2 separate regions of the Homo sapiens genome follow, and region 2 is linked to region 1. Evidence: read pairs that join two places in POLR2A ChIA-PET (ENCODE). Cell type or tissue: A673. All regions are shown on one strand. Each heading gives the region's core, and the rest is flanking DNA. Links, peaks and the distances in the headings are about the cores only.

What was found. ChIA-PET counts read pairs that join two places held together with the same protein. Peaks named below come from ENCODE experiments on the same cell type or tissue, not always from the same donor. Only the 100,000 strongest peaks of a DNase experiment are listed, where the experiment ranks them.
Region 2: POLR2A ChIA-PET joins it to region 1 with 9 read pairs; 2 of 35 experiments call an interaction of 5 or more read pairs at or near these places.

Annotation. Positions count from the first base shown.
Region 1 is chr7:101,785,535-101,788,442 of GRCh38, forward strand. No RefSeq gene overlaps it. Among named protein-coding and RNA genes, the nearest start is that of CUX1, 31 kb to the right of the region's middle. In A673, for the core only: no CTCF peak of the experiment used is centred there; no DNase peak of the experiment used is centred there.
Region 2 is chr7:102,191,649-102,194,556 of GRCh38, forward strand. CUX1 (cut like homeobox 1) reads left to right here. Exons shown (of 24, transcript NM_181552.4): 13 at 2,194-2,242. LOC124900244 (small nucleolar RNA SNORA48) reads right to left here and starts at 2,557; the gene lies at 2,428-2,557. In A673, for the core only: no CTCF peak of the experiment used is centred there; a DNase peak (open chromatin) is centred at 1,773.

The DNA of each region.
Region 1 (2,908 bases), core at 194-2,693:
ACTGGCTGATTTTTGTATTTTTAGTAGAGATGGGGTTTCAGTATGTTGGGAAGGCTGGTCTCGAACACCTGACCTCAGGTGATCCACCCACCTCGGCCTCCCAAACTGCTGGGCCACCTTGTGAGCCACTGTGCCCAGCCTCTATGTGTTTCTTTTTATTGATCTGTAAAATGGGTATAATGATGTGGGAAAAAAACAGAAAAGAAAAGAAAAACACACACACACACACATAAAAACAGAACATTTGTGGGCTGGGTGCGCATACCTACTGTGGGAGGCCCAAACAGGAGCATGGCTTGAGGCCAGGAGTTTGAGATCAGCCTGGACATCATGGTGAGACCCCGTCTCTATGAAAAACATTTAATTAGCTGGGCATGGTGGTGCACACCTATAGTCCCAGCAACTTGGGAGGCTGAGACAAGAGGGTTGTTTGAGTCCAGGAAGGAGTTTGAGGCTTCAGTGAGCTGCAGTCGTGCCACTGCACTCCAGCCTGGATGACAGAGACCCTATCTCTAAAAAAAGAAAGGAAGAAAAAAAAACAACATTTGCATAATAATTATGAAAGCCAATTAAGTTTAGAGTTTTCTTCCAAATTCCTGCACAAGACCAAAATTACCAGCAAAGGATTCCAGTCCCTAGGACCTAGATGGGTCTCCATGGGTATACGCAATTCTAAAGCTGTCATATCCTCGACTCCTGGGATCTCCAGGCAGCTTCTGGACAGTTATGGGCACCAACTTGCTGGGGAAGATACTGCACTCTTTGCGAACAGTCTTTCTAGTTCATTTCAGAAGGGCAGGGGGCACCCCTTTTTGGATGGGTGTCATCTGGGAAAGATACTGAACCTATTGTGAAGGAATCCAGTGTGTGGAGTGAGGAACTATGAGTGGACGCTGTAGAAATTCCAAGTTCAGGCTGGGCACGGTGGCTCACACCTGAAATCCCAGCACTTTGGGAGGCCGAGGCGGGTGGATCACTTGAGGCCAGGTGTTCGAGACCAGCCTGGGCAACATGGTGAAACCCCGTCTCTACTAAAAATGCAAAAATTAGCCAGGTTTGGTGGCATACACCTGTAATCCCAGCTACTTGGAGGCTGAAGTAGGAGAATCGTTTGAACCCAGGAAGCGGAGGTTGCAGTGAGCAGAGACCGCGCCACTGCACTCCAGCCTGGGCAACAGAGCGAGACTCTGTTTCAAAAAAAAAAAAAAAAAATTCCAAGTTCAGCCCCTTAAAAGGAGGAGTTTTCTGGTGATGCTCCAGAGATGGACCAGGCTGCTCTGGAAGGATGAGGGCAGAGTCCTGGTTTCCAGTTGGTTAGGGTGCTGCAGAGAAGCACCTCTCATGTTTTGATGCACGCAGGAATCACCTGAGGACCTTGTGCAAATGCAGACTTTAATTCAGCAAGTCCAAGATGGGAGGCATTTCTAACCAGCTCTCAGGTTTTTCTAACCTGATGCAGGTGCAACTGGTCCCCAGACCATACTTAGGACGCTGATCTTTCTTTCTTTTTTCTTTCCTTTTCTTTTCTTTCTTTTTTTTTTTTTTTTAATTTGAGATGGAGTCTTGTTCTGTCACCCAGGCTGGAGTGCAATGGCACAGTCTCAGCTCACTACAACCTCCACCTCCCAGGTTCAAGTGATTCTCCTGCCTAAGCCTCTCAAGTAGGTGGGATTACAGGCGTGCACCACCACACCCAGCTAATTTTTGTACTTTTATTACAGACAGGGTTTCACCATGTTGGCCAGGCTGGTCTCAAATTCCTGACCTCAGGTGATCCACCCTCCTCAGCCTCCCAAAGTGCTGGGATTACAGGCGTGAGCCACCTTGAGAACACTGATCTTTCATATCTCCCCAGCCCCAACGTCTGTCCTTCTGTGATTCTATGATCAAATGACCATTGAGTTAATGGCACAGCGGGTCCTGGTTGGCTTGGACCAGTGAACGTAGCAACAGGAGTTAGAGAACCTCCATTCACAGCGTGTTCTTAATGCCGCCTACTTTTATCCTCATAGACAAATGATTTCTGTGTTTTGTTTTGTTTTGTTTTGTTTTGTTTTGTTTTGTTTTGTTTGAGACAAGGTCTCACTGTCTTCCAGGCTGGAGTGCAGTGGTGCAATCTCAGCTCACTGCATCCTTGACTTCCCGGGCTCAGGTAATCCTCCTACCTCAGCCTCCCAAGGAGCTGGGACTACTGCCCGCCACAAGGCCCAGTTAATTTTTGTATTTTTCATAGAGATGGGGTTTTGCCATGTTGCCCAGGCTGATCTCGAACTCTTGGACTCAAGCGATTGGCCCGCCTCGGCCTCCAGCGACTGGCCCACCTCGGCCTCCCAAAGTGCTGGGGTTACAGGCGTGAGCCACCATGCCAGGTTAACTTTTGTAACTTTTGTAGAGATGGGGTTTTGCCATGTTGTCCAGGCTGGTCTCTAACCCTTGGGCTCAATTTAATGGCCTGCTTCAGCCTCCCAAAGTGCTGGGATGGTTTTCTGTTTTGTGATTAGCAGAGAGAGTTCTGCTGGGATGGTTTTCTGTTTTGTGGTTAGCAAAGAGAGCCCCACTGCACCTGACCCTCCTCCCTGAGGCCATTTGGGAGATTGTGGAGTCAGACCACATTGAAAGCTCAGCTCCAAAGGGCTTCCACTGAGGAGGCTGGGGCTGGTGTGGTTTGTAGCTTCAAAGAACTCAGACAGAGGTCTTTTCCAGAGTCAAGGTGAATAGAAGAAAGCAAATTACAAGAATGTCATTGTGCCTGCAGGCAGGGAATTTGTGACTAAGACCCTATCTCTGTCCTATGTTGCCTATGGCTCCCCCTCATTCCCCAAGCCCAATCCATTCCTGCCCACCCTGATCAACACCAAACCATCAGATTAATCCAAAGCACATCACAAAGATTTTCCTCCCCTTGCCA
Region 2 (2,908 bases), core at 248-2,747, 410 kb after region 1:
CTGCGAAGGCCTTTGCCCAGCCTCACCCTGGGAGTTAGTCGTCGTCTTCATTGTCGTCTTCGTTGTCTTCTTCTTTCTTCCTCTCTTCTTCTTTCTTCCTCCTCCTCTTCTTCTTTCTTCCTCTTCCTCTTCTTCTTCCTCTTGCTCCTCCTCCTCCTCCTCTTCTCCCCCAACCCCCACGTTCACTTCATCCCCTGGGAGCTGAGGCTTCCAGGCTCCAGCCTGCAACACATACCGTTCTACTCCCTCTCATCCACAGCCTGCCGGACCACAGGCTGCCCCTACCCCCACTGAAGGGCTGCCACACCAGCCCCGCTTGTCACTGCATTTCTGCTAACTCTTTCTGTTGCGTCCGCACATGACAGGCCCCACCACCATGTGCACATCTGGAAGCCCCACTCAGGTGGCTTCTTTGCCCAAATGCGCTCCTAGTTTTCCACTTCCTGGTGAACCAGCTGTGCTCTTGAGCTCTTGCCCGCGTCCCCTTCTCAGCATCGTCCCATTTCCACTTCCTCACCCCCACGCAACAGGGGATGCTGACCTCAGATCCTCATGCACTGCAGCACAAGACACCCTGTCCCTTCAGGGCCCTTCTCCAATGCTTGTTCATCATGACACTGAGACGTGGTCTCCAATCCATCAAGATCCCTCCTGCTGGGGTCCTCACAAGTTCTGTCTTAATGGACCACTTGGAGTCTTGCCTATTACCTGTAATGGCCTGTAAATTTCCTGGAGTACGGACCAGGAGTGGTTCTGATTCCCCACGGCAACAAGCGGATAGCAGGCTGCTGGTAAAGATCTGTAGAATAGATAAAGAGCCACGTGGTCTTTTATTACATAATCCTAAAGAAAATAGGAAACGAAGGACAGGATTCCATCTTAAGAAACCCCTTTCAGCTGGGCGCAGTGGCTCACATCTGTAATCCCAGCACTTTGGGAGGCCGACAGATCACCTGAGGTCAGGAAACCAGCTTGGCCAAAACCGTCTCTACTAAAAATAAATTATCCAGGTGTGGTGGCTCACACTAGGGGGACAGAGGCCGAAATTGTGGCTGCAGGAACATGGCGAAGGTCCGGTTGACTCTGCACCTGCGAGTCGTAAATCTCACGGTCCAGCCAGCCTGCTCTGGGTCTCTCTCTTCCATCCTTGGTATTTCAAAGAAACACTTGCAGCTCCTTCAAAGCCACATAGCCTCACTTCCCCTCTTCTCCCTGGTAAACTCAGCAAAAAAGGGACATCCACAGCAAAAGGAACTCAAGAAACAGTAATAATCCTGGGGACCTGGACTCACTGAGACAGCCCAGAGACCGTAGTGATCAGGGTGCGGCCCTTTTCAGTGCCATTGAGAACAAGGGAGGGAGAAGTCACCTTCTCTTGCCACATCTTTGTCATTGCACTCCTTCCCCAACCTGGGGCTGCAGAGAAGGTCTGCCCACCTGGCTTCTGAGTCATCCAAGTCTAGGAGGTTGCTCTTTGCCTATGTCCCCTGGTCCCCAGGTAGGTGCCAGTTAGGAGTGAGGTGTGGGCAGTGGCCGCCCTGGTGGGTTCCCCTCTCTCTGGCTTCTCCTTACAACTTTTTCCTTCCCTTTAAGCTTTACAAATACATTCCACTTGCAACAATGTTATGTCTGTATTAAACTTTAAAATTATACTCTGAACAGACCTGGTGTGATTCCATATGGAATGATTTACATGCTAGGCAAGAAACTTTTGCCAGCCAACTGCTAGTTGAATAGTTATTCTAGAGACATTATCAGATTCTATTACTGCCAGGGAAGTTGTTAAAGTTGACAGTTCTTCGGTTCCTGGAGAGCAGGAAATTGTAATGTTAATGCTTATTAATGTGGCTGTTGTCAAAGGTATAAGTAGAAAATAATCACTCTGGTGGCTCATGCCTGTAATACCAACACTTTGGGAGGCTGAGGCGGGTGGATCACTTGAGGTCAGGAGTTCGAGACTAGCCTGGCCAACGTGGTGAAACCCCGTCTCTACTAGAAATACAAAAATTAGCTGGGCATGATGGCACATGCCTGTAATCCCAGCTACTCGGGAGGCTGAGGTAGGAGAATCGCTTGAACCTGGGCAGAGGTTGCAGTGAGCCAATATCGCGCCACTGCACTCTAGCCTGGGTGACAGAACGAGACTCTGTCTCAAAAAATAAATAAAATAACCCCTCTGTTGTGCTCTTGCAGCATTCTGAAGTCCATGGAGTTTGCACCGTCCGAGGGCGCTGGGACACAGGTACGTGTCTCACCTCAATGGTCAGCACTAGCATCAGCCCCGCTGCTGGTTACCACTGGTCCCTCCGGCATATCCCATGATCCACTGTTTCTACGAGACCTCTCACTTACAGCCGATGAGTCATACTTCAAGAACATTTAACCAAGTTGAAGCAAATTATCTTTTTTTTTTTGTCTCCTTTTTTTCCATGTGTCCAAGGCATGAACCAGGCATAGATCAAAAGCCAAGCTGGGGATGAACAAGGGATTGCTTCATCCCTGACTGATAGGAGATGGGCACTACCAAAAAGCAAATTATCTTTAACAAAAAGAGGCAAAAAGAGAAAAGCTAGTGTTTTCCAAACTGGTAACTGAAGTGAAATTGTGATTTCACTTCAGCAGGTACTAAGAACATAAATAAAAAACAATTTCAGATTGTGTTTAAGAAGGCCAGGCTCAGTAGCTCATGCCTGTAATCCCAGCACTTTGGGAGGCCAAGACAGGAGGATCGCTTTGAGGCCAGGAATTTGAGACCAGCCTGGGCAATATAGCAAGACCATGTTGCTATTAAAAAAAAAAAAAATAGCCAAGTACTGTGACATATACCCGTGGTCCCAGCTACTTGGGAGGCTGAGGCAGGAAGATCGCTTGAGCCCAGTAGTTCAAGGCTATAGTGAGCTATGATCGC